2 separate regions of the Homo sapiens genome follow, and region 2 is linked to region 1. The links are chromatin loops, found by intact Hi-C in ENCODE. Cell type or tissue: heart right ventricle. All regions are shown on one strand. Links, peaks and the distances in the headings refer to the core of each region. The heading gives the core; the rest is flanking DNA.

What was found. A loop is a pair of places that touch in the nucleus more often than their neighbours do. Peaks named below come from ENCODE experiments on the same cell type or tissue, not always from the same donor. Only the 100,000 strongest peaks of a DNase experiment are listed, where the experiment ranks them.
Region 2: a loop joins it to region 1, with 10 times the contacts of the local background. A loop is called at or near these places in 68 of 110 quality-filtered maps.

Annotation. Positions count from the first base shown.
Region 1 is chr1:64,131,768-64,142,897 of GRCh38, forward strand. It overlaps ROR1 (receptor tyrosine kinase like orphan receptor 1), which reads left to right. Exons shown (of 9, transcript NM_005012.4): 5 at 5,602-5,729; 6 at 8,342-8,659; 7 at 10,638-10,883. Among named protein-coding and RNA genes, the nearest start is that of ROR1-AS1, 25 kb to the left of the region's middle. In heart right ventricle, for the core only: CTCF peaks have their summits at 5,515 (motif pointing left) and 5,714; DNase peaks (open chromatin) are centred at 4,724 and 5,514; H3K27ac peaks cover 708 bases.
Region 2 is chr1:63,611,576-63,620,852 of GRCh38, forward strand. The region is part of intron 1 of PGM1 (phosphoglucomutase 1); the gene reads left to right. Among named protein-coding and RNA genes, the nearest start is that of PGM1, 23 kb to the left of the region's middle. In heart right ventricle, for the core only: CTCF peaks have their summits at 4,434 (motif pointing right) and 4,648; a DNase peak (open chromatin) is centred at 4,386.

The DNA of each region.
Region 1 (11,130 bases), core at 1,386-9,385:
CCATGCCCTGCTAATTTTTTCATTTTTAATTTTGTAGACACAGAGTCTCACTATGTTGTCCGGGCTGGTCTTGAACTCCAGGCCTCAAGCAATCCTCCCAACCTTGATCTCCTAAAGTGCGGGGATTATAGGCATGAGCCACTGCACCCAGCCAGAATTAACCATATTAAAATGAATAAGTCAATAGTAGTTAGTATATTCATAATGTTGTATAACCGCCACATCTGTCTACTTCCAAAACATTTTCATCATCCCAAAATAAAATTCCTTGCCCGCTAAGCAGTTACTTCTTATTCCTCCCTGTCCCCAGCCCCTAGCAACCACCGATCTGCTTTTCTCTAAAGACTTACCTATTTTAAATATTTCATATAAATGGGATCATACAATATGTGCCCTTTTTGTTCAGCTTATTTCACTTAGCATGTTTTTGAGGCTCTCCCACATCGTAACCTGTTTCAGTACCTCATTCATTTTTCATGGCTGAATAATATAGTCTATTGTATGTATCTACCACCTTTTGTCTATCCATTCATCTGTTGATGAACACCTGAGTTGTTCCCACCTTTGGACTATTGTGAATAGTGCTGCTCTGCACATTTGTGTACAAGTGTGTGTTTGAGTACCTGTTTTCAATTCTTTGGTTTAAGTGAGATTTTACAGTCAGGAAAGTCCCTCTGCATCCATTCTCTTCTCATTAAGAAGAGGTAGGAGACCCGGCGTGGTGGCTCACACCTGTAATCCTAGCACTTTGGGAAGCCAAGGCAGGTGGATCATCTGAGGTCAGGAGTTCAAGACCAGCCTGGCCAACATGGTGAAACCCTGTCTCTACTAAAAATACAAAAATTAGCCAGGCATGGTAGCACACGCCTCTAATCCCAGCTACTCAGGAGGCTGAGGAAGGAGAATCGCTTGAACCCAGGAGGTGGAGGTTTCAGTGAGCTGAGATCGCGCCACTGCACTCCAGCCTGCGCAATGGGAGCGAGACTCCATCTCAAAAAAAAAAAAAAAAAAAAAAAAGAGAGAGAGATAGGCATTTTAACTGAAATTATCCCCAAAAAGAATATTTTAGGACCAAATTTGTCAGTACCGATCGGTTCAGCTATGTCTGCCCATGCCCTGTATATTCTGATGAGGAAGAAAATCGCTTCCAATTAGAGGATACTCCTGGTATGGAGAAGGGTCCACTTTGGTGGGCTACCCTGGGATAGTCTCCTCATCTCTTCTAGTTCTATTGGCCTGTCAGTGGTAAGGTGGGCGCTAAACAGATAAAATAGTATATGAAACTGGAAATCTGTGGAATGGTTTGATGAAAGTACTGGGAATGGGTGGGGTTAGTGAGTGACTAACTTTCCAGGGAAGGTAGGGGCATTTGGGTCTGAAAGATGAGAACATTCACAAGGAGAACGAGGGGGTGGAGGGCATGCCAGCCCTAAGGATGAGCATGGGTCAAGCCATGTCCGCATCGAAGTGCATCCTGTGGTTTGAGACTAGCAAGATCATCCACATGACTAATACCATCAGGCTTGTAGGCTTGTCTGGCAGGGAAGGAAGCTGGAAAAACTGGCAAGAACTAGATTATGAAGTCTCTGCAGAACAGCATTTCCTTTCCTTGCTCTGCAGTGGTTCCTAGATGGGCACTCCTTTTGCTGCCGCACTGTTCCACGATCCCTCTTAGCACTCTTCAAATATCCTTCATAAGCTCCTTGCCCTGGAGAAGGAGGAGACCCTGGAGGTGGATTACAGACCACATTTGCGTTTCCCAATCCCATGGCAGAGAATATGGCAGGTTGTAGAGGCTGGCAACATGGTAACTCAATTACCTTTATGAGAAACATGAGCTCCCATCACAAAGCACCCCTGCACCTTGACATCATGGTGAGGCAGCGGCGCACGCTGGTGCCAGCCACTGTGATGAATGGCCAAATTCCATTTGCCCTTTCACAATGCACTTTTCTTCTCCATTGAATGCAGCCTTGGGCACGCTCACTGCAAGTGCCCTTGCACTTTTGCTACCTTGCCACTTGCTTCATGTTTTTAATTTGCTGAGCATGGAGTAAGGCAGGAAGACATCAATGATGAAAGAAGTGTGAGCTGGAAAAAAGCATAAAGCTGATTAATGCTGGAGGAGCATTTGTTCCCCTCCAGCCAAAGCCAGTGGGGAAAAATGGAAAAGAAAGAAATGTGTTTTTGACTTTATGTTTAAAAGAAAACCTTTTACCACCCAGAATGCACCAAAGCTTCTCCACAGCAGAAAGCCCCTCTAAGCAGTGCAAAAACTCCATTGCCAAGCCACTTGGAAAGAAGTTATAGAGTGTGGTTAGAAACACTATTTAGAGCAAATCTAGCTCTTCTACTTGCTGCGTAACTTTGGATAAGTTCTCTATGCTTTCTGAGTCTCACTTTTCTCATCTGTAGAACAGGAATAATTACATCTTTACCTTTTTTTATAAGATTGTTGTTGGGATAAAATGACTTAGTATCTGTTTTGTAAGTATATAAAACTTAGCAGTATCTGATACAGAATCAAGACTCGTTATAAGGTCTCTTTCTCGAGTAGGCTGATTTAACTAAGAGTAGTATTGAAACGCAGAACATAGTTACAGATCTAACAACATGGGATAGTGGCCTCATCTTGAGTTTCAGTTTAAATCCTAGCTCCACCACAGACTGACTTTGTGAATTTGAGCAAGTTACTTAACTTCTCTGAATTTGAGTTTCTCTCTCGTAAAATAAGGATAATAGCTCATCAGGGGCTGCTTTGAAGAAAGCACCTAACACAGTACCCAGCCCAGAGCAGCAGACACTTAATACATGTTTGGTTTTTTTCAGTGTTGTGGTTCTCAACCACATTCAAATCACCTGATAGGTTTCTTTAAGCATAGATACCTAAGCCTCATCCCCAGAGACTATGATTTAATAGGTCTAAGGTGGGGCCTGGGCATTCGTATTTCCTAAAGCTTCTCAAGGAGATTCTTTCATTCTTTTTTTTTTTTTTTTTTGAGATGGAGTCTCACTCTGTCACCCAGGCTGGAGTGAAGTGGCATGATCTTGGCTCACTGCAACCTCCACCTCCTGGGTTCAAGTGATTCTCCTACCTCAGCCCCCTGACTAGCTGGGATTACAGGCACCTGCCACCACACCCAACTAATTTTTGTATTTTTAGTAGAGATGGGGTTTCACCATGTTGACTAGGCTGGTCTTGAACTCCTGACCTCAGATGATCCACCCGTCTCGGCCTCCCAGTGTGCTGCCAAGGCGATTCTCATAAGGAGCCAAGACAGAACCACTCCCCAGCAGATAACAGTACATACTGGTTTTGGGGTTTTTTTGTGTTCTTTTTTAAAAAATCTGTCTCCCAGGAGACTGAACAGGATAGTAGGAATTCTGGGAATAGTCAAAAATTTAATACACCTGCAGTTCTAAGCCTTTGATAAGAAATGTGCAGCCAAGGAATTGCATTCCATTTTATTCTGAAAAAAAGTATTCAAAGAGTCTTTTTAAGAGTCTTGAACTGGAAAGGTGGTAAGAAGTTTAGCCTAAGCCTCACACATAAAATATGGGAACTCCCAGTAGGTTGGGGATTTATATCTGGGGGTAATTCCAGGGTTTTGTCCTCCCAAGAGATATAAATTGAAGCCTTGAGAGTTTAATGTGGGGGAGAAAGAAGTGTTCTCATAATGACACCTTAAAAATCCAGGGCTCTGCTAATGCCTAGGGATAGAAAAGCATCATCTGTAATAGCAGGGGGGTGGCATGGGGGTGTATTCTGGTCTCTGTACTTAGGTTTCCAAGATCCAAGTGTGGGTCATCAAGAACCTTCTTTCTCCCCATAGGTTTATGGTATTAGTTACCCAATAAAAGTTGGGTTAATTTTACAACCCAAGTAAAATTTAAGCCAAAAAGGCTTCAGCATTACTCTAGGATTTATGAAAGTAAACATGTGGAGTGCTTGCAGGATTGTGCAACAGTAAAATTTCAATGTCTTTATGTCAGGTATATGATATATTCATTTGTATGTGTATTTAAAGGTTAAGTTTTTAAGAGCTTTGCAACACAAACTATTTTCAGTACTAAACTGAAGATACTTCCCCCACTTTCACCTTTAAAATGATTCTTTTAATGAATGGGAGTAGAGAGAAGCAGAAAATTAGTGTCCTATCAGGTGATTTTTCCACTTGGTTTGCTCCTATACTTTGACTTTCTAGACTCCTACGCTAGACCTTCAAGCTGGGAAGTGAGCACCACAGCACTAACCGCAGTGCCTCTTACGATGTGGGAGCTTAGTAAATAACTGTCTTTTAAATAAATGTCCCTTTGGTCATTGTAAATACTTTAAGAATAGCCATATATTATCTCTACAATTTAAAAAAGCTTTTACATTATCTGATGGGATCATAATGACTTTCCCATGTAGGGCAGAGAAGTCAGTTACTGTGTCCAACTTGTAGATGAGAAAATTGTGGCTCAGAGGGCTCAGACAGCTTGCCTAAGGATGCCCAAATGTTAAACTCAGGAAGAGAATTTTGTTCTCCTGACTTTGCTCTGAGGGATTTTTACTTAGAAGAAACCAAAGGGGAAAAACGGTGTATTTTTTTTTTTTTTTTTGAGATGATATATTGAGGAGGAGCATCCAGGGTTGAAGTCAACTTATACACGTGGCAGGCAGACTTTGGTTTGGCTATGGTCTGCCTTTGAGAAACAGCTGGATGTTCTGCACTCGAGGGATCTTGTGCTCATCGTAGGCCCTCGTGGGAGATGGTAGCCTCTGCCCTTTCAGGTTGAGCCTGCCATCTTGGGTCTTCATCTCCAGCCTTAGATCTCCAGTCCTTTTACCTGGCACATGAATCATGTCATTTCTGGTGTCCCTCTGTCTTCAAGATGAAATCTATTACCCCTCCTTATAAAAAAAGTCTTATAATTTTGAGGCCGCAAAATTTTAATAAGACTATTTTTTTAAATTGTAGAGAAGCATGAAAGCAAACTTTCCATGGACATTTTCTCTAGATTTCCTTGGATTTAGTGACTCAATTCAAACTCTCCAGACTATGGTTTGCCCTGGTCCTCTTTGGGCAGGGTAGAGATAATGGAGGTTCAGCAGTGAAGAGTCACCTAACTGGGCTACCCTCGGGTTTCTTTCCAGCTGCACCCAGCTTCTCACCCCATGGATCCCCCTAATTGACGTGTCAGTTGGAGTGGATCTGTTCGCCCACGCCTTTGTAGCAAATGAAGCAGAAATAATCTGTGCTTAAAAAACAAAAAACTGTAGAACATGTGCCCAGATTTCCAACTCATTTCCTCTTTACTCCTATAACTACATCATCTTCCAGCCCACCACCAGCTGCGAAAATAAAAGCATTTTCTCCCATATTTAAGGATGATTTTGTGCTTCAGGATGACTTTCTGGGGGTGTAGGAAACTTGACCAATGTGACCAACAGATGTTTTAAGAACTGAGCAAAAGCCCAATTCCTTAGCCCAGTCTTTTGTATATTGTGCCCAACTGTGCCCCCTAGTGACTATTTAGGGTATCGCGCAGTCAGAGCTTGCTGTGCCCTGTATGTATGTGGTGCATCAGCTAATGTCTGTCTATGCTTTCTTTCAGAGATGAGTATGAAGAAGATGGATTCTGTCAGCCATACAGAGGGATTGCATGTGCAAGATTTATTGGCAACCGCACCGTCTATATGGAGTCTTTGCACATGCAAGGGGAAATAGAAAATCAGATCACAGGTAGGTAGCACCAATGAAATTATATTTGTCCCTTGAATAACTATTTTTCTCGCCAAAAGTTTTATTGAGCTCCTCTCTTGACAAAGGATTAAGCTCAGCATGGAGGTTGGGAGCAGGACCATAAAAAAGCATGAGACATGATCTCTGTGCTCTGGAATTTACATTAAAGTAATTTATTGAAGGTTGCTCTTAGAGGAAAAGGAAGCTTTGTGAAATCTCACATTCATTCAAACACTCAATAAATATTATTAAGTGCTTTCACCGTACCAGGAACTGAATCTGAATGGGAGAGGTGATGGTGTGTAAATAAGCCAGGTACGTCTCTGCCCTCACAGAGCTTACTGTTTAGAAGCAACATGATGTCGACTGAGAGGGGATGAATTTAGAGTTTAGAGTTCTGGACACTCATCCCAGAACTATTATGACAGTGAACTTTGGGGAAATCGCTTACTTTCCCAAAAAGTCCCCTTCTTCATCTGTGAAATGAGTGATGAAGCAAGATGACCATTGGTCTCTTCTTGCTCTAGCTTTCAATATTTCACTCTTCATTTTTCTTAATTGAAAGTATCCTTTTGATAGAAATCTAATAGCGAAGCACTTACTAGCACACATGAGTTAAAGTAGCATAGGCTGCCTCATAGGATTTTGCACGCATCGTTCTGGTGGTTACAGCAGCTTTGTCCCCTTCCATTAGTGTAGTTATGATGCCTCTGTGTCACGTATCCTTTGCAATCCATTCACATTGTCTTCATGACATTCTAATGAGGTTGCCATATCTAGCAAATAAAAATTCAGGATACCCAGTAACATTTGAATTTCAGATAAACAACGAATAATTTTTTAGTATAAGTATGTCATAAATATTTATCTGAAATTAAAATGTAACCGTTGTCTTTTTCTTTATCTGGCAACCCTAGGGTCTAGGAGAGGTAAGAACAAACCCAAGGCAGAAACATAGAACAGCAAAAGGCCCAGAAGCTATGTGGAAGCTATGTGCTATGAGGAATGTGAAGGAACTGAGAGGAGGCTGGGGGGAAGAGGGAGGAGGACTTTTTTTTTTTTTTTTTGAGATGGAGTCTCGCTCTGTCACCCAGGCTGGAATGCAGTGGCGCGATCTCGGCTCACTGCAAGCTCTGCTTCCTAGGTTCATGCCATTCTCCTGCATCAGCCTCCTGGAGGACTTTTTAACCAACCAAAAGAAGCAACTGTAGGAATAGGTAGTTGCCATTTTCTGAAGCCCTCATTTCAACAGGAAGAGAATTCTGAAATTTCAAAGAGCAGTAAGACTGACAGGGAGGAGCTGTTAAACACCCATTTCAACCTAATGTAAGAATGCCTTAATGTACTTTTAACTGAATATCCACAAAAGCAAGTAGACATTTTGGGCCAGGCACAGTGGCTCACTCCTGTAATCCCAGCACTTTGGGAAGCTGAGGTGGGCAGATCACTTGAGGCCAGGAGTTCGAGACCAGCCCGGCCTACATAGCAAAACCACATCTCTACTAAAAAACAATACAAATATCAGCTGGGTGTGGTGGCACATGCCTGTAGTCCCAGCTATGTGGGAGGCTGAGGCATGAGAATCCCTTGAAACTGGAAGGCAGAAGTTGCACTGAGCTGAGAGCGTAACCCTGCACTCCAGCCTGGGCGACAGAGTGAGACTGTCTCAAAAAAAAAAAAAAAAAAAAAAAAAAAGTGGAAGTTTTGATGTAAATAATTGGTAACCTATTTATAAAAATCCTCTCTTGGAGATTTCTAATGGGTATCAGCCTGGTGGAAAGTTTTTTTTTAAATTCATTTACCTTTGTTTATCCCAGCGTTTCCCAAACTTGTTGGCTTGTTTCTCAAGCACTATTCTATTTCACATGATTAATGTTCTGAGCAACATACTTGGGGAAATAATGTATCAGCAACCTCCTAGGTTTCCTTGTGAGGTGTAAGCTCCTTGTCAATAGCGGTATTCAAAGGTAGGCTGGTGCGCTTTTTGTGCATCTTACCCTACTAGTAAGAGATTAAGCTAAGGAACCACTAATATTCGATGATACACATTGGAACAATTGTACTGTGCTCTTTGAGAACTTCCAAGTGAGTTGCCTCATTTTCAGAAGATGGAGTAGAAAGTATTCCAGCCACAAAGAAATTAAGCAAGTTACCCTAAGTCATCCAGCAACTCTTGCCGTCCAGCAAGACACAGAACTGGATCCTGTGCTCAGGCTCAGCCACTGCGGAAACAAGTTCTGTCCCTACAGCTGTCAAATGTTTTAGAAGCCTCACAAAACTAATAAAAAGCACCAGATGAAACACAAAGTTCGATTGCTTTGTAGTAAAAAATGAAAAATATATTGTACTTTAACTTAATTAATTTTTTTATTAGGAAATGGTACATATGTAATTTAATCCTGTTTTATTAACTTTGTAGTCAAAATGGTTTTTTTCAAGCCAGTGAAAGTAAGCTGCTTAGACATCTGAAATGAATCTCCTTCTCTGGGCCTTGTCTGTTTCAGCACGGCGGATTCCTTGCAATGTGTGTTTATATCTGATATCCGTTGACTAGATAACCAAAGAAGATAAACCCTGGCCTCTGGGAGTTAATAATTGTGTTTGTTTTCCAGCTGCCTTCACTATGATTGGCACTTCCAGTCACTTATCTGATAAGTGTTCTCAGTTCGCCATTCCTTCCCTGTGCCACTATGCCTTCCCGTACTGCGATGAAACTTCATCCGTCCCAAAGCCCCGTGACTTGTGTCGCGATGAATGTGAAATCCTGGAGAATGTCCTGTGTCAAACAGAGTACATTTTTGCAAGATCAAATCCCATGATTCTGATGAGGCTGAAACTGCCAAACTGTGAAGATCTCCCCCAGCCAGAGAGCCCAGAAGCTGCGAACTGTATCCGGATTGGAATTCCCATGGCAGATCCTATAAATAAAAGTAAGTGGTAGCCCCTGACCTTCTGTGCTCTTCTAAGGGTCAGCAACCTGTTGGCACAGGGAAAACTGGACCTTGACCCATAGTGATTTTCATACTGTTAATCAAATTATTTTCCAATGGGCTGAGTACTGTGCCTGAGCATTCAGTGGTGGATTAGACATAGTTATCTTCAAGAAGCTTCATGAAGACAATAATTTTAAAATATTGGAGCTGGTTTCTCAATAACTTAAACATAGAATTACTATATGACCTAGCAATTCTACTCCTGAGTATGTAATCAAAAGAACTGAAAACAGATGTTCAAACAAAAACTCATATGAGAATGTTTATAACAACACTATTTACAATAGCCAAAAGGTGGAAATGACCCAAATGCCATCAGTAGAGGAGCGGTTAAACAAATTGTGGTATATCCAGACAGTGAAACATTATTTATCCATAAAAAGGAATGAAATACAGATACGTGCTACAAACCTGGATGAACCTGGAAAACATTATACTAAGTAAAAGAAGCCAGACACCATTGTATGATCCATTTATATGAAATTTCCAGAATAGATAAATCCATATAGACAGAATTCAGATTAGCGGTTACCAGGGGCCAGGCTAGGGGTAGTGGAGAGTGATTGTTTAATAGATATGGGGTTTCCTCTTAGGGTAATATAAGTGTTCTAGAACCTATAGTGGTGAAGGTTGTACAATATTGTGAAAGAACTAAATAAATGCACTAATGGTACATGTAATGGTAAGTGTATTATAGCATGTATCAGTACATTCTCACATTGCTATAAAGAAATACCTGAGACAGGGTAATTGATAAAAAAAGGAAGTTCAATTGGCTCACGTGTGGTTCTGCAGGCTGTACAGGGAGTATAGCAGCTTCTGCAGAAGGTGAACGGAGAGCAAGCTTCTTACATGGCAGGAGCAAGAGAGTGAGTGGGGAAGTGCCACATGCTTTTAAACGGCCATGAGAATGAGAACTTACTATCCCAAGGACAGTACCACGGGGGGTTTGTGCTAAACCATTCACAAGAACCCTGCTTCCGTGATCCAGTCACCTCCCACCAGGCCCCACCTCCAACCCTGGGGATTGCAATTCAACATGAGATTTGGTGGGGACACAGACCCAAACCATATCATACCGCCATTTTAAAGATATAGATGGGTTTGCCTCCATCCCCTACCCCATCAGCAGCACCACGCAAAAGACTATTTCAGTGTACATTTCCCTTTCATCTAGAATTAATCTCACCGGCAATTTTTCAGTTTCCTTTTGATCGTTAATACTATTTTGTGAGTTAAGTAAATGAGTGCATCTAAAATGCTTAACACATGGTAAGGGCTCAGTAGCAACATTATTATTATTGTCATTACTCCTCCAAACTCCAGTTCAGTTCGACTGTGTAGATTCTGCAGTGCTTTTAAGCCCCTCTGGCCACGTGCGAGGTCTTCTTAATGGGATCTGCTTCTCAAGGGTGCCGACCCCATCAGCACAGAGATAGCCCCCACTTTTGTTAGAAACCCAGAATGCACAGCCTCTGATAAGCATGTTCTGTGAATTACAATACCAACTAGATTCCTTATTACATGATTTCATGTCTAAGGCTGTCAGTCAGAATGGAAGGAAAAGTTTGGCTTGAACCTTCCTTGAACCATTCACTAGGAAATTACTTCTGTGCCCCCAGGTCCCACCCCAGTTCCGATTTCTTCTGTGTTCAATGTTAGAAATACTTTTGGAAGACTGATTTTATTCCTGAAGCAAAAGCTTTAAATCCTCCCAGGAATGTAACTGCAAGGCAGGCCCTGGGTCCAAGCCCAGCAAAGCAGGGAGACTGTCCTGCATGGCCCCTGACCAGCAGGGAAGCTGTGGCCACGAGGTTAATTACCTGCCCTCCCCTCCAGAAACTGCTGGCTAGAGGAGAGCTCCAGCATCTCCTATGTTTCTTTCTAATTGTTTGGGTTTTTGTGTGTTTTTCAGATCACAAGTGTTATAACAGCACAGGTGTGGACTACCGGGGGACCGTCAGTGTGACCAAATCAGGGCGCCAGTGCCAGCCATGGAATTCCCAGTATCCCCACACACACACTTTCACCGCCCTTCGTTTCCCAGAGCTGAATGGAGGCCATTCCTACTGCCGCAACCCAGGGAATCAAAAGGAAGCTCCCTGGTGCTTCACCTTGGATGAAAACTTTAAGTCTGATCTGTGTGACATCCCAGCGTGCGGTAAATAGAAGTCATTGCCCCTAATGTATTCAATCATCTTTAAAGATCCCTATCCTACCCCTCTTATTTAGGAGAATCCTATAAGGGGGGCAAAGAAAATGGACAGTATTTGCTTGATCTCAATCTGGTTTTAGGGTAAACCTTGCCGTTTCTACATAAAACACCTCGTAAGGTACCAAAACACGTTCTCAAGAAGTCAACTGCCTTTATACCTGCAGCCATTGCACTCATGGATGTAACAGGGACC
Region 2 (9,277 bases), core at 1,278-9,277, 520 kb before region 1:
AGGGAGGATTTTGGAGACAGGATCAAAAACCTAAAAAGCTATCTGTAGGCCGGGCGCAGTGGCTCTCACCTGTAATCCCAGCACTTTGGGAGGCCAAGGCAGGCAGATCACAAGGTCAAGAGATCAAGACCATCCTGGGCAACATGGTGAAACCCTGTCTTTACTAAAAATACAAAAATTAGCTGGGTGTGGTGGCACATGCCTGTAGTCCCAGCTATTCGGGAGGCTGAGGCAGGAGAATCGCTTGAACCAGGGGAGGTGGAGGTTGCAGTGAGCCGAGATTGCACCACTGCACTCCAACCTGGCAACAGAGCGAGACTCCTTCTCAGAAAATGCTATTTGTAAGGAGGATTGGGTTGAAGTATTTGCCCAGTAACATATTAAGGCTATCAGGAGCTGGACGTGGTGGCTCACGCCTGGCCTGTAATCCTAGCACTTTGGGAAGCCAAGGTGGGTGGATCACTTTAGGTCAGAAGTTCGAGACCAGCCTGGCCAACATGGTGAAGCCCCATCTCTACTAAAAATACAAAAATTAGCCGGGCATGGTGGCGCGTGCCTGTAATCCCAGCTACTTGGGAGGCTGAGGCAGGAGAATCGTTTGAACCTGGGAGGCAGAGGTTGCAGTGAGCCGAGATCACACCATTGCACTCCAGCCTGGGGAACAAGAGCGAAACTCTGTCTCAAAAAAAAAAAGGCTCTATCAGTTTGCTCTGACTCTCTTTCTTTAACCAGCAGGTTACGTGACACGTGACACCATCTGCATGTGACCTACTGTCTTCACTGGGACAGGCCTTCTAACTTGGGTCAACTGGCCTGAACCCATACGTAGAATGATTGATATATAGTTCACTAAGTTAAATTATACATTTATAGACGCAAAAAAAATTTTGACATACAGTGTGGTTGTGTTGTATCCTACTGCTCTAATATTAGGAAAGGGGCTGGGATGCTAGGTCAGCTGGGACCCTCTTTTTCTCGCTTGCATTCATCTCTTTTTCTCTCTTACTCTCACCACTTTTCTACCTCATGTTGAGTAGCGCCATGAAGACCCCTCCTTCATCACTCTGCCTGCAGTTATCCTGGGAAGCAATTATAAGCTTTCAGCCTCAACCATGCAGACTAACTGGCTCTACTTCCTTCACTATTGCAGTTTCTAGTTCTGTTCGTAATTGTTGCACAAGACTTTGTGCTATTGCAACTACTTGGAATGCCAGTTCCAGGCAGAGTGCCCTCTGTTGTAGACACCTTGTGCTTTGGGAAGTTGTCTGTGATTAGGGGAGTAATTTTCTATTTGAGGTTGGTCTCAGGAAGGGAAACCACTCCTGACTCCTGCCTGAAAACTCGCCTCCTTGCTCAGAAACACTAATTACAGGGGTCGTTTGATGCTCTCACTTAAATATTTTAGTCACTCACACATTTATTGACTATCTGTATGTGCCCAACCCCATTCCAGGTACTGAGGTTAAAAATGAGTGAGATGCAGTCTCTCCATACCACAGAGCAAAGGAGGAAGCTTGTTTGTGTATATGGAGCATGGCCCATGCAGGGTTACTTAATGCTAGAAACCAAACACTCTGAGGCAAAGAAAAGGTGTAGGGGGTTGGGGGGCAGGGTAGAGGAATAGTCTACCCAGACTGCCTGTCACTCAGACCAGCCACTCTGCTGCAAAAGGAGTTGGCTTATCTTTTTTTTTTTTTTTTTTTTTTAAGCACTTAGCAGTTTCCTAGGGCTGCTATCTGCTGTAACAAACTGTGTGGCTTAAAACAATGGATATTTATTCTCTTGCACTTCTGGCAGCTTAGAAGTCTGAAATCGAGGTGACAGCAGGACCATGCTCCCTCTGAAGGCTCTAGGGGAGACTCTTTCCTTGCCTCTTCCTAGCTTCTGGTGGTGGCTAGCAATCCCTGGTGCAGTGTAACTTCAATCTCTACCTCTGTCTTCACGTGGCATTCTTCCCTATGTATCTCTTCTGTCTCTGTCTCCAAATTTCCCTCTCCTAAATCCTGTCATTGAATTTAGGGCCACCCTAATCCAGTATGCTCTCATTGTAACTTGATTACATCTGCAAAGACCCTATTTCCAAATAAGGTCACATCCCCAGGTTCCTGGGTTAAGACTTCAATGTATCTTTTTTTTTTTTTTTTTTTGGAGGGGGCGGGAGTAGTGCACCATTCAACCATGACATCTATACTCTGTCCACCAAATGCAGGTGGGTTTTGTACAGACACCAAAGCACATATACTTTGCACTTGGGCAGTAGCCCTTTGGGAGTCACTTGGGATCTATTTCCTCTTAATTTTCTTCAAGTTTAAACAAATTTGATCATCCAAAGGAGCCATACATAGCCCAATGATGAGAAACGTGAGCTTTGGCTTTAAAACTGGTGTTGAAGCCTGCCTTTCCAATTTATTGTGAGTCCTGGAGCAACTCGTGTAACTTCTTTAATCCTCAGTTTCCTTATCAGTAAAATGGGAATAGTGAGAATACCTACACCACTGAGTTGTTATTAAGCCTGCATGAAAACCTACATGTAATGATATTCACTGTGCTGAGCACTTTACATGATCTCATATAGTCTTTTCAACAACTCTTAATTGATTGGTATTTAGACTTCTGTTTTACAGATGCAGAAATAGAAGCTAAGTGATTCGCCCAAGATCTCCAAGATACTAAAAAGTATCAAGAGTTGGAATTTGAACCTGGATTTCCACTGTGCTCTATTCCTCAAGACCCTTTTTAATAGTTATGTAGCGCTACAGTCTAGGGGTTCCTAAACTTTTTAAGGAAAGTCCAACTTTTTATATCCCTAAAGCCTTGCTCTCACTGAAGCCTTGATTGAGGCCAAGAGAGAATGCCTTGCTGCTGCCCCCATGAGCCACTGCCCATCTAAGGAATTCCCACAGATGCCCACATTTACCCACATGCTTTAAAAGCTCTTGTTTATTGAGTCTTTGCTGTTCACCTGGCTGCATATTACATTACAAGGCAAGGTAGCATGATAGTTACATGTCTGGGCTCTGGAGACAGACTGCGTATGACCTGGTGTCTTCTTAGAGCAAGCCTTCTAACTTGGGTTGGCTGAATCAAATCTATATGTAAAATGAATGATATACAGACAGTTCACTAAATCAAAGCCCATCTCCACAATCTACCTGACCTCGGACAGATGACATAATCTCTGTATCCCCCATTTTCCTTATCCCTAGGATAAGGGCTGAGAATAATAAGCCCCTATACAGTTGTTGTGAAGATTAAATAAGTTAATGCTTGTAATGCATTTGAAACATGACCCAGCACATTGTGGCCTACTGAATTTATCTTCTACTACCTTTGAGCAGGCATCATTGTCCTTACTATTTTACAAATAAAGAAACTGAGGCCAGAAAGGCCATATACCACTAGAAGGTTCGAGCAAAGCAAGGATTCAGGCTCAGGCCTGTTTGACTCCAGAGCCCAGTGGTTACAGCAGGGACTGTACTTGATTCTTTAAATCCTCCTTCTGCTACCTGTCCCATTCCTCCAGTGCCTGGACCATTGGAGATGTTTAATCAGTATTTATCCACAGATAAACCCATTGCATCTATGCCCTCCTACCTAGGCTTACCTGCTTTCGAGATCAGGGGATGTGTTAGAAGGATGTGATCAGTCCTTATCAATACCCTTTCTGTTTTTAGTAGTTTGGATAACATTTATTGAGTGTCTACTATATGGCCAGGCATTGTGAGAAGCATTTCACACATACCTTTCCTCATTTACTTTCAGAACCTTCTAAAGGAGGCTTCACTCTCTGCATTTTATGGAAACTCTGGCTTACAAGGACCCCATCGAAAAGGATGTTCCCTCTTTGTGGCCACCTTCTTTCATGTCCTTTACAGCCGGACATCCTATTTTGGCCAGACCATATAATTGAAAATGATCTTAATAATGAGACAGACAGAAAATAACCTCACCATTTCTCTCCTCTTCTTCTTCTTCTTTTTTTTTTTTTTTTTTTTTTTTTTTTTTGAGACAGAGCCTTACTCTGTTGCCCAGGCTGGAGTGCAGTGGCGCGATCTCGACTCACTGCAATCTCCGCCTCCCGGGTTCCAGCGATTCTCCTGCCTCAGCCTCCTGAGTAGCTGGGATTATAGGCCCTGCCACCATGCCTGGCTAATTTTGTATTTTTAGTAGAGACGGGGTTTTACCATGTTGGCCAGGCGGATCACTTGAGGTCAGGAGTTCTCTCCTCTTCTTAAAAGCCCCAGAGTCCCACCATATTTTAATTATTTGATGGAGGGCCAACCACTGCCTGCCACAAAACTTAAAGGGGCACAATTTCCCTTGTGATCTTGGTGAAGGGAGCCCATAGAGTTGTGCAAGGCTGCTCTGGGCAGAGGTGAGTGAAGCACTGCCCCTTACGAGGCTGCTGGCAATCTTGCTTGTTTTTCCATTTTCCACCACAAGAGGGCAACATATGACCATGAATGATTTGAAAATAAAGCGATTCCTTAACTGGTTCTCTTTTTACCAAAGAATTTTAATAATTGTGCTCCTGGTAAGTTAGAATGGGGAAAGTTCTTCTGTTAGCGCCAAGTGAATATTCTTAAGGGATTGAAATTCAAATTGTCTTGAGAATTCTCCAAAAAGGAAATAAAAGACATAGAAAAATGTTATATGAACCACATAAATGGCTGTTTTTATAGGTCAAAATGTTTGAATATGGGTCATTTCTGATAAAACAGGAGACTCCTTCACACGTGCCTTACTTATGAAAAGGGGTTCCTAAGCCTTGCACATCTTCAAATTGAGGAGATTGTTTTCAGACGTAACCACATGGGTTCAGAATGGCAATTATGCAGATGGAGAATGCCTTCCATGGCTTCTTGTCTGCCCTGTGAGTGCTCATAGCTCTCTTGTAGGCTCCCAGATGAGTACTTTTTACTCCATTTTAAAATGATTTGTTGGCTTATCTATCTCTCCTTCTGCACCAAAAGTTTCTTGGCAACTTGAGTCTTCCTGAGGTGTACAGTGCCTGGTGAAATGAATACAACACATCGGTCTATATAGGACATATTGGGTAGATGGATGGGTGAACAGATGGACAGCCAACTGACGCGTGCTAAAGGTTGTACACTCTCTGAGGCAGAGGCAGCTGTTATGTTTGTTTTTATTTTCAAAATCTACTTCAGGAGTCTCTGTGAACATGGGATTCTGTAGAGCTCTAAGCCATCTGGCCCTTGTAATTCTTCTGACCTTGTACCTTCTTCCAATTTTAATGTAATTTCTCCTTTTCTTTAGAGAACATTTCCTAACTCTACTAAAATGCACATAGCCAATGGCCCGTCCCAATTGTTGGGTATGAAACACGCCTGCTTGTTTTCAGATTCAGAGCAGTGCTAAAGGCTAATACTTACGCAGGGCTTGCAAAGCACTAGAACCAGCTGGTGCTAAGCTCTTTACATTTGTAAACTCCTGTCTCTTAATACAACAAATCTATGCAGTAGCTACCACTTTCAATCCCTGTTTCAAAGGTGAGAAAATAGAGGCACAAAGAGCCTACATCCCTTGCCCACGGTCCCCTAGTCAGAAAATGGTACTCGGCCTGTCTCCTTGCTGTGGACTGAGGGAGCTCAAAGGAGAAGGGGAGGAAGTGTTCTCTCTTCCTTTTCTTGCCTGTACTGGACAGCAGGTGAGGCCTGGCTCACAGCTGGCAAACAGGACCCAGGTACTACGGAGCCCTGGTCAGCCCTGTAAAGAGATGTAAGCAGCTATAAGTAGCAGAAGCCCAATTAGGGTTCAGTGAGCCCCTATGAGGCCTGACACACAAGGACTGCACACAGAGAGAGGGGCGTCTCCTGCAGCCACAGGCAGTGGTGGGGCAGATGGACTTCAAGACCCTGAGACACATTTTGGGAGGCCAGGCGGGCAGATCGCTTGAGATGAGGAGTTCGAGACCAGCCTGTCCAACACAGTGAAACCCTGTCTCTATTAAAATTACCAAAATTAGCAGGGCATGGTGGCACACACCTGTAATCCCAGCTCAGGTGGGATTGAGGCTGAGGCACGAGAACTCAGGAGGCTGAGGCACGAGAATTGCTTGAACCTGGAAGGCAGAGGTTGCAGAGATTGCACAACTGCACTCCAGCCTGGGAGACAGAGTGACTCTGCCTCCCCACAAAAAAAAAAAAAAAAAAAAAAAAAAAAAGACCCTGAAACAAGAGGAACCCAGGCAGCGTCTCCTGGTTGTCTCAGCACATCTGTTTCATTTTCCTCTCTCTCTGCTGACCCATTTGTCAATGGAAATTAGGTTTCTCAGTGTGTGTGGTTTTTTTTTTACAAACTCATTTAATCAAGCACCTATGAATATTTCAAATTTTTAAGTCAAATATTTGTTTTCTTTTAAAATTCCTTGTCTAATAAGGAAAACTTTTCAAGTATTCAAGTTGTTCTCATGTAATCAAATAATAACAGCAGATCCTTGTACAGGGCATACTATAGCCACCCTGGTTTCAGAACTATCTGTAAATTGCTTCATTCAAACTTGACTACAACAAGTAAAGTAGAGCTGCTATCATTATCTCCATCTTGACAGATGAGGAAATGGAAGCACAAAGAGGTTAAGTAACTTGTCCAAGATCATATTACTAGTAACTGGTAGAATAAGGGTTCAGACCCTGTCACTTTGGCTTTAGAGGCCATTCCCTCAAGTACTATAGTATACTGTCTGCATGTGATGACTTAAACTTATAAATATAATACAGTCCAAGTTTTCTGGAATGTTCCACTAATGTTTATAATTTTGATAAAATTCTTCTCATAAAATTCTTCTCATACCTCCTTAAACTTAAAATCCTGTCTAAATAAGTAACACAACCTGCACTTAATTATAAACTGGAACCACAAGGCTAATCTTTAGATAAACTAATATCCCACATTTCTTAAATGTATTTCAAATGCCAAATATACCTAGTTTTCCCCCCCTTACTCCAAAAATATTAATACTATGTTCATTTTATTATTTGTATCCTATGTGATATATTTCATCATCTGTACACTTAATTTTAAGAGAGTATGTTTTAAAATGCCTACTTAAAAAACCATTCTCTCACCTCAAGTGATGAGGGGTTACCTTTCCAGTTGAATTGGGGTGACACCAGCTGGGTGAGGTGTGGCTCGGCCAAGGGTCTGGATGTGGAGGCACCGAGTCCAGAATACCAGCGCCAAAAGGGATTCTCCAGTGGCTTGTGTTCCCAGCCCCTGTTCCCGATTCTCAGGTCTGATGAATCTGCAAGCCCTACCTACGTGAGAAGATTCATCTAACCTATTTTCTGCTTGATACTATTTCGAATTCTTTTCTGATTCTTCCCGTACATCAGATCCACAACTCTTAGAGATGTATGAATGATCCCGAGTTGGATCCTGCATAGCTGTCACGGACTCTCACATATTGTCAGGCTGTCAGCAGCAGTTCTGTGGATATTCTCATGCCTCAACTGTTCTTGCCCCACAGCTCATAAGTTTACCTGTCTTTCTGGTTCAAGGGCTAACCTAATCTGGCTAGTACACTTTTGAGTCCCAATTCTAGATTCCAAGGAGAGAAAACATGAGTGGTCCAGCTTTAGTCAGGGGTCTACCCCATTTGCTCATGGCCTGGAGTCAGGGTCCTGGAGTAGACACCTGGCCTCAGGCCTTCACTCTCATGGAATAGTTGGGGGACAGTTCTCAGAGAAGAGAGGAGATGAGTAGAAAGCACAGTATGGAAAAAGGGTCAGAGGAAAGAGGTTGTTCAAGGAGTATCTTCACAGTAGGAGAGGAAAAAAACAAAAGCAGTGCTCAAACTGGGCCAAGAACTCAGAGTTGAAGTTGTGTGTAGAAAGCTGGCAGAGGAACAGTGCTGGACAAGATCACATTGACTGGGACCCTCAAAGCCACCCCAGCTAAGGATGGGACCCTTTTTGCAAGCCTTGGTTAATCTTTTTCCACTCTTATTTCTCCAAGCCATTCAAGGCATCACTGCCAGCCAGTCAACTTTCCAAAAACATATTGGTTTATATTCTTTTTGCTTACAAATTTCCATAGTTCCCCAGCACTTTCAAAATAAAGTTTAGCACGGTTCACAAGGCTCCATAGACTTGCCCCAACTATTTCTCCAGTCTCATCCCTGTCACTGCAACCTCTTCAGAGCCGCAGCTCTGTAAACACACCTTCAGGATAGCACCAAGGCCATCCCGCTATGATGGCTCCTTTCTGATGTGAACTTTTTTGAGAACAGAGGCCCATCCACCTTTGTTTCTATCTCCAACCCCACTCAGAATGTGAGAAAAAAAATTGTATCTTTACATCATTTTCCAGTTCATAAAGGCTTTCCTAGACATTAACTGAGGCAATCTTCGCAAAAACCTTGGGAGAGAGGTATTATTTCATGAAGAAATTGAGGCTCAGAAGGACAAGGGGGCTGACAATGACCGATAATCTACCTTATACCAGGCACAGTACTGGGTGTTTTCACATGTGACCTGTTTTCAGTTTTCTGAACAAACTTCAGAGCTATCCCCATTTTATAGGCTCAGATGAGTTAAGTAACTTGCTCTAGATTGTACCTCTCATACATTTTACAGTGAAAGATTTGAGCCCTAGTTGTATCTGGCTGCTGAACCTGTGCCCTTCCCGTTAGAATGTAGTGCCTTGCCTGGGGCTGAGCATTTACTACCTGCTTAGTTACTGGTGGCTGGAGAAATGAATAACCGTTTTCCACTCTTGGGGACAAACACTTCAAGCCCTCTGGAACAGGCACCTGCAGCCATCACAAGCATAGGGCCTTGGGCTGGAGTGTCTGATTAACCCTGCTGCTTTAAGCCAAATTTCTGCCTTTCTTTCTAGTGCTTATGCCTGGAAATAGGGTTATCAGGCTCATCCCTTATGCCCACTCCTGGGACATTAGCTAAGAAAGAATTCTTGGTGTGAAGAGGTGAACCCATTCAGGCCAGCCCTCACATGGGGCCTGGGACACCATTATTAACTGTCCATTAAATATTTTTTAAAGAAACATAGAAAAGAAAGAGTGAATAAAGGATTGGTAAGTCTACGGTTTCTGCTATGCTCTACTGGGAAGGTATCACTGCTGATGCAAATGGAAGCTGGAGTCTTTGCAAGGCTGGGAGCGAAGGGGTTCATAACTCTGCCATTGTGAAATTGATTGGACCCAAGACCAGTATGAAAGTTCCTTGTCTGAAGGGAGTAATCCTTAAATCCCCCATATGGTTTAAATGTAATTTGTGTCATTGTGAAGGAGTACTGG